Regions from separate parts of the Mus musculus genome. Here region 1 is linked to region 2. A link is a contact called in ENCODE Hi-C or POLR2A ChIA-PET data. All regions are on one chromosome and are shown on one strand. Each heading gives the region's core, a stretch centred on a gene start or an enhancer-like site at or near the end of the contact. The rest is flanking DNA. Distances are from core to core; before and after follow the strand shown.

Region 1 (6,852 bases), core at 1,060-3,559, 520 kb before region 2:
CGAGTTTCAAGGCCATGCTCCCAATCATGCATTCCTTCAGTTCACAGCTCCAACAGCCTTTACTGCCCTTAGAACACCAGACAAAAGCATGACAAACCTAAAAACCATGTTAAAATTTCAAAGTGCATTTCTTCAAAGATCAACCCCCTAAAATCATACCCAGCATTTTAGAATAGATTCAGTACCAGTTAACCACTAGTACTTACTATTATATCTAAAACAAGACAGTTGGTTAAAATGTTCAGTTTTAACTTTCAAAAGCACCACTTAATCACTAAAGCTTCCACTATCTACCTACTAAACAAAAATGGGCCAATAAAACCAGAACTAGCCCCCCAAATGTAGTTTTCTTGGAAAAAATAAACTATGTTCCATTCCTACATGTTCAGGTTGGTAGAATTATACAGTTTTAATCAAACTGTCAAGCTAATATAAATGCTAATTGAGGTTCTCTCTATCTATTTTAAGTACAAGCATTACAAATAACTTGCTGGAGTGCAGGGTGTGGTAACATGCCTTTAATCCCAACTCTTGAGAGGTAGATGGGCAGGATTACCTGGGTGAGGGCAGCCATGGCTCTATCTACTGAGATGTCTCAAAAATAAATTGAACATTTGGACTGAATCTCTAGTTTACCCACAAAAGCTACCTTACCTTTGGTCTCCAGTATCTCCAGCTCTATCCGATGCCACACAGACAGAATTCACTTCTGATTGAGCCATCACTTTTCGCGGCCTTTCCCAATTTTCTGCAATCACAGATTTCAATGATGTACCAGCAGTCTAAGTTCAGCATACTCCTTCCCACTGTGTGAATTTCTGTAAAATCCCTATGGATAGTACATTTTATATCTACTTTAAAGCCTCTGAGTGGGCTTGTTTCCAGTATCCACATCGGGTTGCTCACAATCTCCTGTTAACTCCAGCTCCCTGTTAGTGATCTTTTGTCTTCCAGAGTACCCTCACACATATGGCATAGTTTTCTTTAAATATGTGAGTGAAAACAAGAAGCCACATTCCAATGCAGTTTGTTTTCTCACTAAATCTACCCCCAAAACCCGACATGGCTTTAACCACCACCTAGCCTCACAGTAGCATTTCTAATTCCAATCTGGGCTGCGAACTCGACACTGAAACAGAGTTCGGGTAGTTGGGATATGGCGATAGTGGCTCAAAAATCACTACTGATCAAATGGTCACAGGCCTGTAATCCTAACAACGTGTAAAAGAACCTTTAGATTATGGCTGAGACGATAGCCTAGCAGTTAAGTATACTGTCAATGGCCGGGCGTGGTGGCGCACGCCTTTAATCCCAGCACTCGGGAGGCAGAGGCAGGATTTCTGAGTTCGAGGCCAGCCTGGTCTAAAAAGTGAGTTCCTGGACAGCCAGGGCTATAAAGAGAAACCCTGTCTCGAAACCTCCCCCCCCAAAAAAGAAATGAATAGAATACTGTCAATGGACTAAGATGAGACTCCCAGAACTCACATGCCAGCCTAAAAATAGCTGTAAGCAGTCCTAAGAGATTCGATGTCCTCTTCTGGGCTCTGTGAGCACTGCGTGCACGTGGTGTAGAAATATTAGGCAGGCAAAACGGCCATATGTACTAAAGGAGAAAAGACTACAGTTTTCCTAGGCTACACAAAATCCTAGAACTAAAAATAATCACAACTTTCGAGGATAAGAAAAACAGGGTGACTACGACCTTAGATTGCAAAATGCCCGCTACATGAATTGCTTTTTTAAATTAACCCACCAAAACTGAAATTTAAGGTTGACCCGGTCGCCCCAACGATATGCCTGTGAGTAAATCAAAGATAATTCCTAGGAATCACTCCCACCTGTACGCTACTTTACAGTTCCGAGACTACAAGCTTTGGAGGCCACGTGGTGAGCTGCGTCGACTATGCGCCGTGGGCCCGCTGCAAGACCCTTTCGGAACGTAACCTAAGAGATGTGCGCAGGCAGCACGCGACCCCTTACACGGCACTAAAAACGCCCTCCAGGCCCAGAACACCTCGGCCTCTCCCAACAGCGACCCGGAGCCTCGTGCGGCCTGCGGATGGCGGGATTCCGGCCCGCTGCTCTGGCCCTACAAGAGCGCCGTTTCCGCGCGGACCGCAGCCCAAAGAACCCCGCCCTGCGGCCCCGTCGCCCGCAGCAGACCTGAGCGGCCACAGTGAACAACCGCTTACCTCTTCCGCCGCGTCGAAAAGAGCGCTCCCGGCGCCCAGCAGCCGGACTAGGACAAGGACGAAATCTCGCGTGAGTACACGTTGGTGGGCGTGGCTGTGCGTGTGGTGGGCGGGCCTCCGGGAGGGGCGGTACCCCGGCTCTCCCTTGGCCTAGAGCTATCAGAAAAGACTGGCAGGAGACTAAACCTGTGTTCGAACCTGAGTGGAAAGAAGGCCTTCCTGCAAGTGGGAGGACACTGCGGGCCAGGTGAGCGTCGATTTGTTGTGGTGACTGAGCCCGCAGTGTGCCAAGCTCTCTGTCAGACTAAGGGTGGCATGTGTTATGGATTTCTGTACTGTCCCTGTGTCCTCACTTGCCTCCTACTTTTTTTTTTTTTTTTTTTTGGTTTTCGAGACAGGGCTTCTCTGTGTAGCCCTGGCTGTCCTGGAAGGCACTTTGTAGACCCGGCTGGCCTCGAACTCAGAAATCCACCTGCCTCTGCCTCCCGAGTGCTGGGATTAAAGGCGTGCGCCACCACGCCCGGCACCTTCTACTTTTTGACCCCTGCACACACTGTCCAACAGTCTGTGGAATCCTGCAGCATTGACTCTGGCTTTGCACCCATGCAGGTCCACTAGGACTAAGTTGTAAGGGAACATTACAAACACCTTATTGAGTGCGTGACAAGATCTGTGGTGAGAGGGCAGATATTACTATCCCTTGAGTTCTCATAGACAAACACATTTCAAATGTAAAGTTGTTGGCCTAGAGATATAACTGGATTATAGAGAGCTTGCCTAGTGTACATGGCACCACGGAGAAAAAAAAATAAAAACAAAAAAAGCAAACAAAGACCTGTGTGTGTGGTTAGATCAGTATGAATATAGGGTCCTATGTGACTGAATGAACTATTTGCAAAGCTGTAAAGCCAGCCTTGTGCTTGAACCCTACTAGTCTAGTATATCGTAAAAGTGTGGTATATCATAAGTACCTAATAATTAGCAATATATTGTGTGCAATATATTTGGAAGAGAGAAGTCCCCTCTAGGTGGAAGATGGGCACTTCTCCTGGTGCTGCAGGATTATTCTGAAGTCTTCCTGGTGTCAGCCAAAGGGGCCATTTCTTCACTGCTGATTCAGCTTAGGGTGGGGTGCATTCTGGATTTACAGACCTGCCTTTGAGTTTGTTGTTGTTGCTGCTGTTGTTTGACACATGTCTCTTTATGTAGCCCTGACGATCCTGGAACTTGATTTGTAAACCAGGCTGGCTTTAACCTCACAGAGAACCTCTTGCCTTTACAGCCCTCTGCCTCCAGTGCTGGAGCTAAACATGTGCACCACCATGCCTGGCTTGAACCTGCTTTTGAATCCTGTTTCTGCCATGTAACAACTGAATGATCTTGAATAAATTTTGTTTCCTTTTCTGTACAGTAAGAAGTACAATATGTCTGTCATGGATTTGAGAATTTTGAGGGACTTTAAAGGGCCTGACAATTTCTGAATACAGGATGGCCTTAATCATGACACTCAGCATGATTGTCACCGTTAGCCTGTTGCTTTCCGTGTCGTTTCTCCCCCTGCACGTTTCTCTACCCTGTGTCTGAGCCATTGGCTCCCACCACTTACATCAGGAAAGTAAATATCTGCCTTCATCTGGCTGGAAGCTGTGCTGGAGCAGCTCTGACTATCGATGGAAACCATTCCCTTTGGCTCCTAATTCCAACTCCAACCTCTGCACACACGTGTTCTCCCCTGCCGTCATCTACACAAACGTACATTTCTAAACCAGTTATTCGGTCTGGAGAGTCCCATGGTTAGACTTTGTCTCTATTTTGGTAGGAATATAAAACAAACTGATTTTCTTTTAAGAAAGTAGAAAGTATAAAATTAGGGATATTGCTGGGCGGTGGTAGCACATGCCTTTAATCCCAGTACTCTGTGAGTTCGAGGCCAGCCTGGTCTACAGAATGAGTTCTACAGGACAGACAGGACTAGACAGAAAAATCTTGTCTCCAAAAGGGGGGTGTTACTCTAATTTGAATTCCTATTATTCCTATTATTCTACTACAAGTATAATCATCTAAAGTGCTTTCATTTTCCTCACTATATACTGAGCTATACTAAGACTGGGTGTGGTAGTACATACATCGAACTGGCCCAGCACTCAAGGGATCCAAACAGGAAGAGCACAGTACCAGACTAGCCTGGGCCATATAGTGAACCTTATCTCAACAAAAAATAAAGTAAAATCAAGCAATCAGCATTGGATTAACACACTGCTCATTGAGCAGATTGGGCATGTCTGTATACTAGGCAATATCTCTGGACGCCTGGTACAAAGTGTGATAGACTGTTAACATGGGGCATCTGGGTAAAGAGTGTGGAAGCTAGATTTGTATATGATATATCAGTCTTAAACTATTTCAAAGAAAATTAGCATGTTTTACTTCTAAACCATTAAAAACAATCAATTGAAAAATATGTTTAGAGTAATTCAAGTATGATTATAGCAGCTGGGACCTATTTTCAATAATTACTTATATTTCATTGGAAACACACGAGTATATGTGTTAAATAATTAAAAGACAGTAAAAACGAATGTTTGGTAAAGTACTAAAGTAAATGTCACCTATTTCAGCTACCTTGGAGGCTGAGGCAGGAGGATGATTTGTGGAGACAATGTAGGGATCCTATATCTTTAAAGAAAGACTGTAAATATAAGGTGCTAAATATGTACAATGGCACGTTCATGGAAGATATATGTTCTGAAAGTATGGTCAAAAATAGAAATCGTAGGCCAGAGATGGCTTAGGGGTTCTACGTGCAGAGAGAGCTGACTCCTGCAAGCTGTCCTCCGACCTCCACATGGGGGTTGTGGCATACACACAAATAAATACTTTTAGTGAAATAATTTATTAAAACGCCTAAGCCTAAGAAACATGAGCCTGTAGAACTGGCTCAGCAGTTAAAAGCACACACTGCTTTCCACCCGGACTGAGCTCCACTCTCAGCACACAGGTCAAGGCTTCCTTGTCAGCCACCTATGATTGTGCTTCACTGGAGACACAGAGGCAGGACCTGTGAGTTGGAGGAATTCCATTATGTAGACAGGGTATGGATAAGTGAGGGACCCACTTTTCATTTGCTGCGTGAGCACTTTTAAACCCAACCATTCTGATTAAGGAGGTGTTCCATTAACAATATTGAGTGCTAGCTACTCCCATGGTGCTCTGGGAGGCAGGAATGCCCTCAGTGATTTGACTGTCCTGTGCTGTGATTGGCCCTGCCTGTCTCCGCCCTGCCCATCTCCTTTTCTTTCCCTGACTCCCTCTAGCCATGTCACTGAGCTTGCTTATAAGGCTGATTTCCTGAACAGGGACATAAGTACCAATCTATGAATATGTGCTTGGTTTTTTGTGAAGTGCTTTTGCCATGCATTTTTGGAAAATATAAGATTATGATTGATTAGGTTACCAGATTAATCGAACGCTAAAAGTACTTACCAAGTAAGTATATTTATTTATAAATTAAAGTAAAAAAAGACTTTCAGAATCTAATCATTCATAGGTTTCCATTTCAATTGGTAACTAAAATTTTCTCTTATTAATATGACAGATAAAAGGAATAATTCAAATTAAGGAAATAAGATTTTTTTTTTTTTAGCTTCAGGGAAAAAAAAAAAACAAACTCCTGTTATACTATTATAATGCCAGACTTTGTTGTTTTGTTATTACTGAGGTCTACTTTTAGAATAAAATTTGTACTCTGTTTAAAAATAATAAGGGTGGGTAGTCAGGCCAGCATGATCGCTCAGTGGGTGAAGTTAGTTACCAGTAAGCCTGACTGAGTTCAGTTCCTGGCATCCACACGGTGGAGGAGAAACCAACTCCTACAAGTTGTCCTGTGACCTCTACAGGTATGCACAAGGATACACACACACACATGCATGTACATACAAACACAAATAAATGTAGTATTAAAAACAGTGGAGGGCTGGTGAGATGGCTCAGTGGGTAAGAGCACCCTACTGCTCTTCCGAAGGTCCGGAGTTCAAATCCCAGCAACCACATGGTGGCTCACAACCATCCGTATTGAGATCTGGCGCCCTCTTCTGGAGTGTCTGAAGACAGCTACAGTGTACTTACATATAATAAATAAATAAATCTTTAAAAAAAAAACAGTGGAATAACTCTAAGACAATTAACTTTTAGCTTAAATGTCAAATATAGAGTATCGACTAAGAGATCGAATACTGTGAAGTATACACATTGTATTTACATACACATGCACACAACTGTAAAACTAATTAATTACTTGTAATTCTTAGTGCATATATTTTGTTTGAAGACCATATTCCTAGACCGTCTGTTAGGAAATCTCAGGTCTAGGCTAAGTACAGCACTCCATGAGAAACTGCTTCCCTGGCTTACTTGAGCTCCTGGCTCAATGCCAGTACCAAACAAACAGAAATGAGAACAGAAAGGAAAAAAGTATAAAGAGCAGATTCATATAACAGTGCCGGACTGGGATGTAGCTGAACACTGCCAGGAAGGAAGAAGAAAGGGAGGAGGGAGGGAGGGAACAGAAAAATAGATCAAAAGGAAGAAGGAAAGAACAGCCTGTAGGGCAGAGGTCCCTCGGCCCTGCTCACATGGACCTGGCAGGAAGTTGTGTGAACTC
Region 2 (6,775 bases), core at 1,876-4,375:
GTAGTTCAAGCTAGCCTGGAAGTCAGTATGGCAATTGAGGATGACCTTAAACGCCCAGCTTCTACCTCCTTGGTGTTGGGATTACAGGTGTACCACTGCACTCAAGTGTCATGTACTGCTATGGAGCAATCCCAGGGCCTTGTACCTGGCACGCAAGCAGTCTACCAACAGTGCTACATTCTCAGCCCTCTTTGAGCACACAAATGGCCCACGGGCAAGCCAAACCAGTCCCTACCATCCTCGAGTGTTGTCTTATCCCTGTGCCTTCAATTCTGCTTCACACTGACCATACATTCTCTGTGCCACCTATCAGTAAAGGCTGCTTCTCTTTCAACACACGTGTTAAATGTCACCTCCTTGACTGGTTTCATATAAACACCAATCTCCTCTACCTCCAAAGTCCCAGGAAATTGTGCGGGCTTACCACAAATGACCTTGTACTTGACTGCTTGGGAACTGCTGTCTCACATTCTGGATATATGTTCTTTGAAAACTAACTGCCATCTTTTTATTTCAGGTAGAAGTTGTAACAGGTTTGTACATCATTAAACACCCTGTGTTTCTAATTTTGAAAGTTACTTGTCACAACAGTTTCTGCTCCAATTGTGAACACAAAGAACTCAAAATTTTAACCAGGCTTTTAGTATATTGGTATTTAGCCAAGAAATGCCGAATGCATGAGGTTATATAATTAACTCTAACTTAATGGAAAAGAGCCTGTTACCAAGGAAGTACATTAGAGCATGCACAAATATACCCCAAACTCACTTCATTTTCCAGGGCAAGTCTTAAGATTTCATCAAATGTCACAAATGTATCATTTCCTCTAACTGCATCTTTCTCCATAAATCCAAGATGAATATCAGTGGCAACCAGGATTTTAAATGTGTCTTCATCGTCACTGTATAAAGAAGAGAACACAATTCAATGCAATCCATTAAAAAGATATTCAAACAAGCAGAAGATAAGCAATAACAAAACTGTAACGCAAAATCCTGTTTATAGCCTCAGCATGAAAGTCTGCAGTACTCAACAGATCGTTAGCATCACAGCTTTCTAATCACAAGTTCAACACAGAGCCACTGTGAGTGACACTGGAAGTGTTCCGTCTGCTCTGAAATTTATAAGCTTCATATAACCAGCTTTATGTAGTCAGGTCTGTTCCCTAGATAGCTCCACAAAAATCCAAAAGGCTTTGTTTGCTCTCTTGTTAAGTATCTGACTGTACACTTTTCCAGGAAAGTTATTTAATAGTCTTCCTCTGAGTGTAAGAATAGATTTTATACTAATATACTAGTTGCTTACATTCCAATCCCTGATGGCGTCTGCCTGACTCTGCTGTTTACATAGTTTTCAACAATAAATGTGGCCAAATAACAGAACAGAATTCTTTAAACCCAAACAAAGGTACTTTCAGGTAAATCAGCAGCTTAAGAATTATTAACACCCATTTATACTTAGCATTAAGTTTAGTTCTTTATATCTCAGTCCCTGCAGAGAAAGAGGCAAGCATGGTCACTATCTCTAAAAAATAAGGCCAGACACAGAGATAGTAACTCGTTCATCACACAACCAGTTGCAGAAACAAGACTAAGGCAGTAAAAGTTAGGCTATTTTCACTCGTATAGTTAGTTCACTTTTGTATATAACTCCACAGATCAGAAACATCCACAATTGTATGCACGAAGCCCTGGGTAACCCACAAACTTCTCAGCTCCCACAGCTGTACCCTTCCACTCTCATTCAGACCTCAAAATTAACTGGAAAGGAGTATTATTAGTCTAGTTATGCAAATGAAAATAAAACCAGGCAAGCCAGAGAACTGCTGATCTTCCTAACATTAAACAGCTAATTTTGACCAAGAACTTGAAACCAGAGTGGAAGACACCACTCGTGTTCAAGGATTTTCTTCTGCCACCTGACTTCTATAGTCCTTTTATTTCTTTCCATTTTGTTCAAATTCACTTCAACTAGGGTAACTTACTCTAAAGGACTATTTATAGACTCGAGACTAAGACAAAGCCAGAGAGCATGAGCCTCCCTGCATGGCCATGTAATTACTGCAACACATTCATCTATTGCTCCACCTCATTATTTATTTATTTATTGCTAATAAGCATAAGTATGTGCTTTTAATTATGCATGACAGACGTTTTGGGGGATACTCTATCCATTATTAAATTCTGTTGCTGTTTATATTAAAATATCACTTTTCTCGTAAGGTCATCACAATTAATATGTCAGGCTTACAGTGGATCTGTGGGGCTCATTTTTATAGTAGAGTTCCTCTGTACCAGGTTCCTCTCCAAGTGTTCAGGTATGTCAGAAAAACCACTCGAATCCAAACTCTAAAAATAAATACCAAAATGCACATATTATAAAGGTTGCACATATTTCACTAACATGAGCTCAGTTGCAGGGTAGACTTTTTGAACAAGCGCTAGTGATTTTGAGAAAGTCCTATGTACGTCTTCAACACTTACTATAATTGTTTCATGACCTAAGAACAGAAAGCCACATCCTGAAGTGAAGTCCTAATTGCACTATCACTACTATTTCTCTACTATCTTCTTCATGAGATTGGTGTGTAGTAAACCCCTGGACAGGAAAAATGAAACGTAACTTTCTACGTGCATAATTTAAGCTGCTCCGCGCAGGACTTTGAATCAGAGGCCACCCCATACTCTTAACACTAACATGGGTTTTATGGGGCAGCCCACATTTAAAGACAGAATAAATAACCAACACATGGTCTAAGTGGAACACCTCGCATCCCCAGCTCGGCGAAGGCGGCGCTGCCACTACAGGAGACCTCCCACCCGCGGGACTCCGAGGCGGACTCCGAGGCGGAACGCAGAGCCCGCATCCCTCCATGCCCACCCGGCCCGTCTTCCCTAACGGCCCCACGCACTCGGGGCTTCCGTTCGCCCCGGACCCGCACGCTACAAGACCGTAGCAAAGCCTAAGTTACCCAACATGGACTTGTCAGAGTCGACCAGGGAGGCCACAAGCCATCTCTACCTCAGGAAAAGGGGGCGGGAGTCTCCAGAACCACAAGAAAACCGCTCCCAGAAACCTGAATTAGGCGCGGGAGAGCGGCATCCGTACTTCTCGCGAGATCCATTGATGACGTGACATCACAGAATGTCTAGATTCTCATTGGCTACAGAATGGCTCCGTCACCTCACAGGAGCCAATCCTGAGCAGCGAAGGGGCGAACCCGGAAAGGAAGTTCTCGGTGAGGTTCTCTCTGTGAAAGGTGAGGCGCGTGTCCGGAGCGGTGGGGCGGGCGGCTGTGGGCGGCCGGCCACCTCGCAGGTAGCATCGTGGCAGAGTCTTCGCTTTGCGATTCGGAAGGCCTCGCCTGCTAGACCAAAGACCTTTCTTCCCTGCTTCCCCTGACGATCGCCCCAGAAGCCTCGGTTTTGTGTTTTCAGAGAACCTTGAAGAAAGTGCAGTAGAAATGATTTGGAGCCTTGAGTTAGAGCAGACCCCCTCAGGACCTCAGAAGGGCCCGTGTACCGCAGCGACAGTGATCTGTCAGTACCCGAGCGCAGGCCTCTGAAATGGGGGGCTCCACCCAATGAGATGAGAACTGGAACAGTTGCTATCTCTCTCAAAATGGAGGGTTCCCTTTAAATTAGGAAATGCATCCTATTCCTCCATAATAGTATGCATCGAGCTTTATACCCAGAGTCGAGATACATTTGGGTTTGATTTTTTAATTAAGCATACCAAGACAATAAGTTAAGAATTAATATGAAGGAGTTTTCAGGTGTGGGAAGGGGGGCTGCGATCTGTGCCATATTTTGGTTAGTGACATCTGTTAAGCGCTTAATGAATTGGTGTATAGTAGCTTTTTAAAAAATGAGTTTGAAGTGAAAGGAAATATTGAAAATGTTAAGAAAATAGTTCTGATAGTTCTTTTAAAAAAGAAAAAAGAAAAACACAATGCTGCCAAAACCTTAACAAATCCCTTAATGGAGTTTATAGGCCCTAAGAAGTCATTGGTCATGATTCTGATACTCTTGTCACTAGTGATGAAGCTTAATTGGACAATGGAATATTAAACTTGAAATTAAGTAGAACAAATCTATGAGGAGTGTGTATAACTAAGTTCCTCTTAGAGGCCATTCAGAGCAAGATTAAATGATAGGTCTTAAGTTTAATGATACAAATAGTTCTTAATGCAGGTTACATACAAATGGCATAATAATCTGTGTTAAAGATGGCCTATCCTTAAAAGCTTAATAGCAAAACAATATAAGACATAGCACCTGAAATAATAAACATTAGATTCTAATTGGGTCAACAGAAAGAAGTGGTAACACTAACAATAGCAACAAAAAACTGCCAAATTCAACAAATATGGTTAAAAGATTGATGGTTTTCAAAGTAACTTCTCATTTTCTTTAAGGCTTATGTGCTAGGTAACTCTTGAAGTTGATGTCAGTGTATAAATTAATATGGCAGTTTATCAGAAGACTAATCTTTTAGGACTGGGTGAACTATGGTCCTCCTGTGTACTCACTGTCAGGACTCCATCAGTTTTAACATACCTAAATTAATAGATTAAAATTAAGATAGTTGTAGCCATTTACTTAGTAGAAGAAAGCATTTCTAAAAGGTAAAGACTATAAATGATCATAGATAGCAGAAATCTCTGAAATCTTATATTTAGTAAACTTAATGGATATGAGAAAACACCAAAGCCTTATGACATAGAATTTATCTGGCTTGTTTGTAAGGTTGTATCCGTGCTGTTAATAATATCTAGTTACTGCTGTGCTAACAACTGTTGTGTTTGTGTTTTCAGGTTAGAAAGAATCAAACAATGCAGACATAATTCATCTCCTTAAAGATTGCGCCCTAGTACTTGAAATGCTTTTTATTTAAAAGAGTAGTAAAAATGGAAAAAGAAAAAAAGGATGATGAAAAACCAGACCTGGAAAACTCTGTGGACTTTTCTGAACAGTTTAACCAGCTTGAATTGTTGAAAACTCATGGACACCTGATTCCCACTGGTACTCAGAGTCTCTGGGTAGGCAATTCTGATGAAGATGAAGAGCAAGAGGAAAAAAACGAAGAGTGGTACCAATTGCAAGAAAAAAAGATGGAAAAAGATCCAAGCAAATTGCTTCTTTGGGCTGCTGAAAAAAATCGGGTAAAAAAAAGAAACCATTACATAGTTGGAAAAGCATTTGGTTTGGAGCCCAAAGACCTACTCCTAAACATCTTATCTTTACCTTTTGGCACATTCCAACATTTTTGACCCTTTAATTTCTTGTCTTTAAAAATGGTAGCTTAATATTTTTCTCATTTATAGGAGTGCCACATGAAGTAGTGTATATGAAAGTGCACATTATGTTATAAGCTGGCTCTAGATGTTTGGGGGTAATTATAAACAGTCCTCTAATTAAATTACTAGGATCCTTCTACACGTCAGCATTACTGAGAACAAGTAAGATGGAGACTAACTTAGCTGCAACTCCACCAAGTGTCTTACTGCACTTGTTTACTCCCCACAGTCTTGCGAGGAGGCAAATGTCATCCAAAACACTCTCAGACTCAGTTCTTCCCACTTGACCATTTGTACTTAACTTTACTAAGTTCTCCCATATCCATGTTAGTAAGTCAAAACCAGAAGTGTTTTGCAGTGTATGATAGCTTTTCAATCCCAGAGCACAGTGTCCTCTGTCTGGTCCATAGACCAGCCCAGACATGGTGCACAGCAACATGAGAAGAAGATGTGCTCCTTAGTCTCTAGCTGGCTTCAACATCGCTTTATTCTGCTGTTAAAAGTAGTTTCATTTTTTATTTTCTGGTTCATATACCATGTCTATTGATACAATCTGATACAGGAAAATTAGGCTTGCTTTAGAGATGACATATAAACTATATAGATAAGCCCTTTGTTCATCTAGGGCCCAGGTATGGGACAGTAGGCATTTATTAGAGTAGGATAATGTGATAGCTTAGGGTGATAATCAGAGAATCAGATTCCCGCGTTGCTCCTGAGTGTAATGAGCTTTAACTTGCTCACTATTAATCAGTTACCCTCCTCCCCTAAAAGGGAATCTTAAAGTCTAAAGCCACTGGATGGTGTAATTATCTTTGTTCATTGTCTTTTTCAAGTTGAACGTTTAAAGTTCTCTTTTTTCCAATAGCTTGCTACAGTGCAGAGACTACTCTCTGAGAAGGCCGCTGAAGTGAACACTAGGGATGAAGATGAGTATACCCCTCTTCACCGAGCAGCCTACAGTGGGCATATAGATGTTGTTCGTGAGCTGGTGGCTAAGGGGGCAGATGTTCATGCAGTGACTGTGGATGGCTGGACACCACTGCATAGTGCTTGTAAGTGGAATAATACCAAGGTGGCCTCTTTCTTACTTCAGCATGATGCAGACATCAACGCCCAAACGAAAGGCCTTTTGACCCCTTTGCACCTTGCTGCTGGGAACAGAGACAGCAGAGACACTCTGGAACTCCTCCTGATGAATCGTTACATCAAACCAGAGCTGAAGAACAACTCACAAGAAACTGCTTCTGATATCGCCAGGAGGACAAGCATCTATCACTACCTCTTTGAAATTGCGGAAGGCTGTACAAACTCTTCACCTCCGTCTTAATGACTCTAGTAATTTTAAGTTTCAAAGTACCAGTGCCTCCCATGTGTGAGATGTAAAATATTCCCATGTACAGAGAAAAGATGTCTCACTACAGAAGTTCTGTTGTGCGCATCACAGCTTTCTTCCAAGTAAGCTGCCCGACCTTG

What was found. A loop is a pair of places that touch in the nucleus more often than their neighbours do. ChIA-PET counts read pairs that join two places held with the same protein, here RNA polymerase II (POLR2A).
Region 1: a map of adrenal gland shows a loop between it and region 2 (3-fold over the local background). The contact joins the promoter of 4931406C07Rik here to the promoter of Mre11a in region 2. A Hi-C loop is called at or near these places in 1 of 37 maps with a recorded cell type or tissue (adrenal gland). POLR2A ChIA-PET finds 5 or more read pairs at or near these places in 2 of 5 experiments (both embryonic stem cell).

What each region holds. Positions count from the first base shown.
Region 1 is chr9:15,301,624-15,308,475 of GRCm38, reverse strand. 4931406C07Rik (RIKEN cDNA 4931406C07 gene) reads left to right here and starts at 2,309. Exons shown (of 9, transcript NM_001199485.1): 1 at 2,309-2,439. It overlaps Taf1d (TATA-box binding protein associated factor, RNA polymerase I, D), which reads right to left and starts at 2,262. Exons shown (of 7, transcript NM_029248.2): 1 at 2,193-2,262; 2 at 655-748. The coding sequence starts at 722.
Region 2 is chr9:14,781,004-14,787,778 of GRCm38, reverse strand. Mre11a (MRE11A homolog A, double strand break repair nuclease) reads right to left here and starts at 3,125. Exons shown (of 20, transcript NM_018736.3): 1 at 3,022-3,125; 2 at 2,251-2,348; 3 at 769-901. The coding sequence starts at 2,270. It overlaps Ankrd49 (ankyrin repeat domain 49), which reads left to right and starts at 3,206. Exons shown (of 3, transcript NM_019683.4): 1 at 3,206-3,259; 2 at 4,817-5,164; 3 at 6,168-6,775. The coding sequence starts at 4,910. The coding sequence ends at 6,629.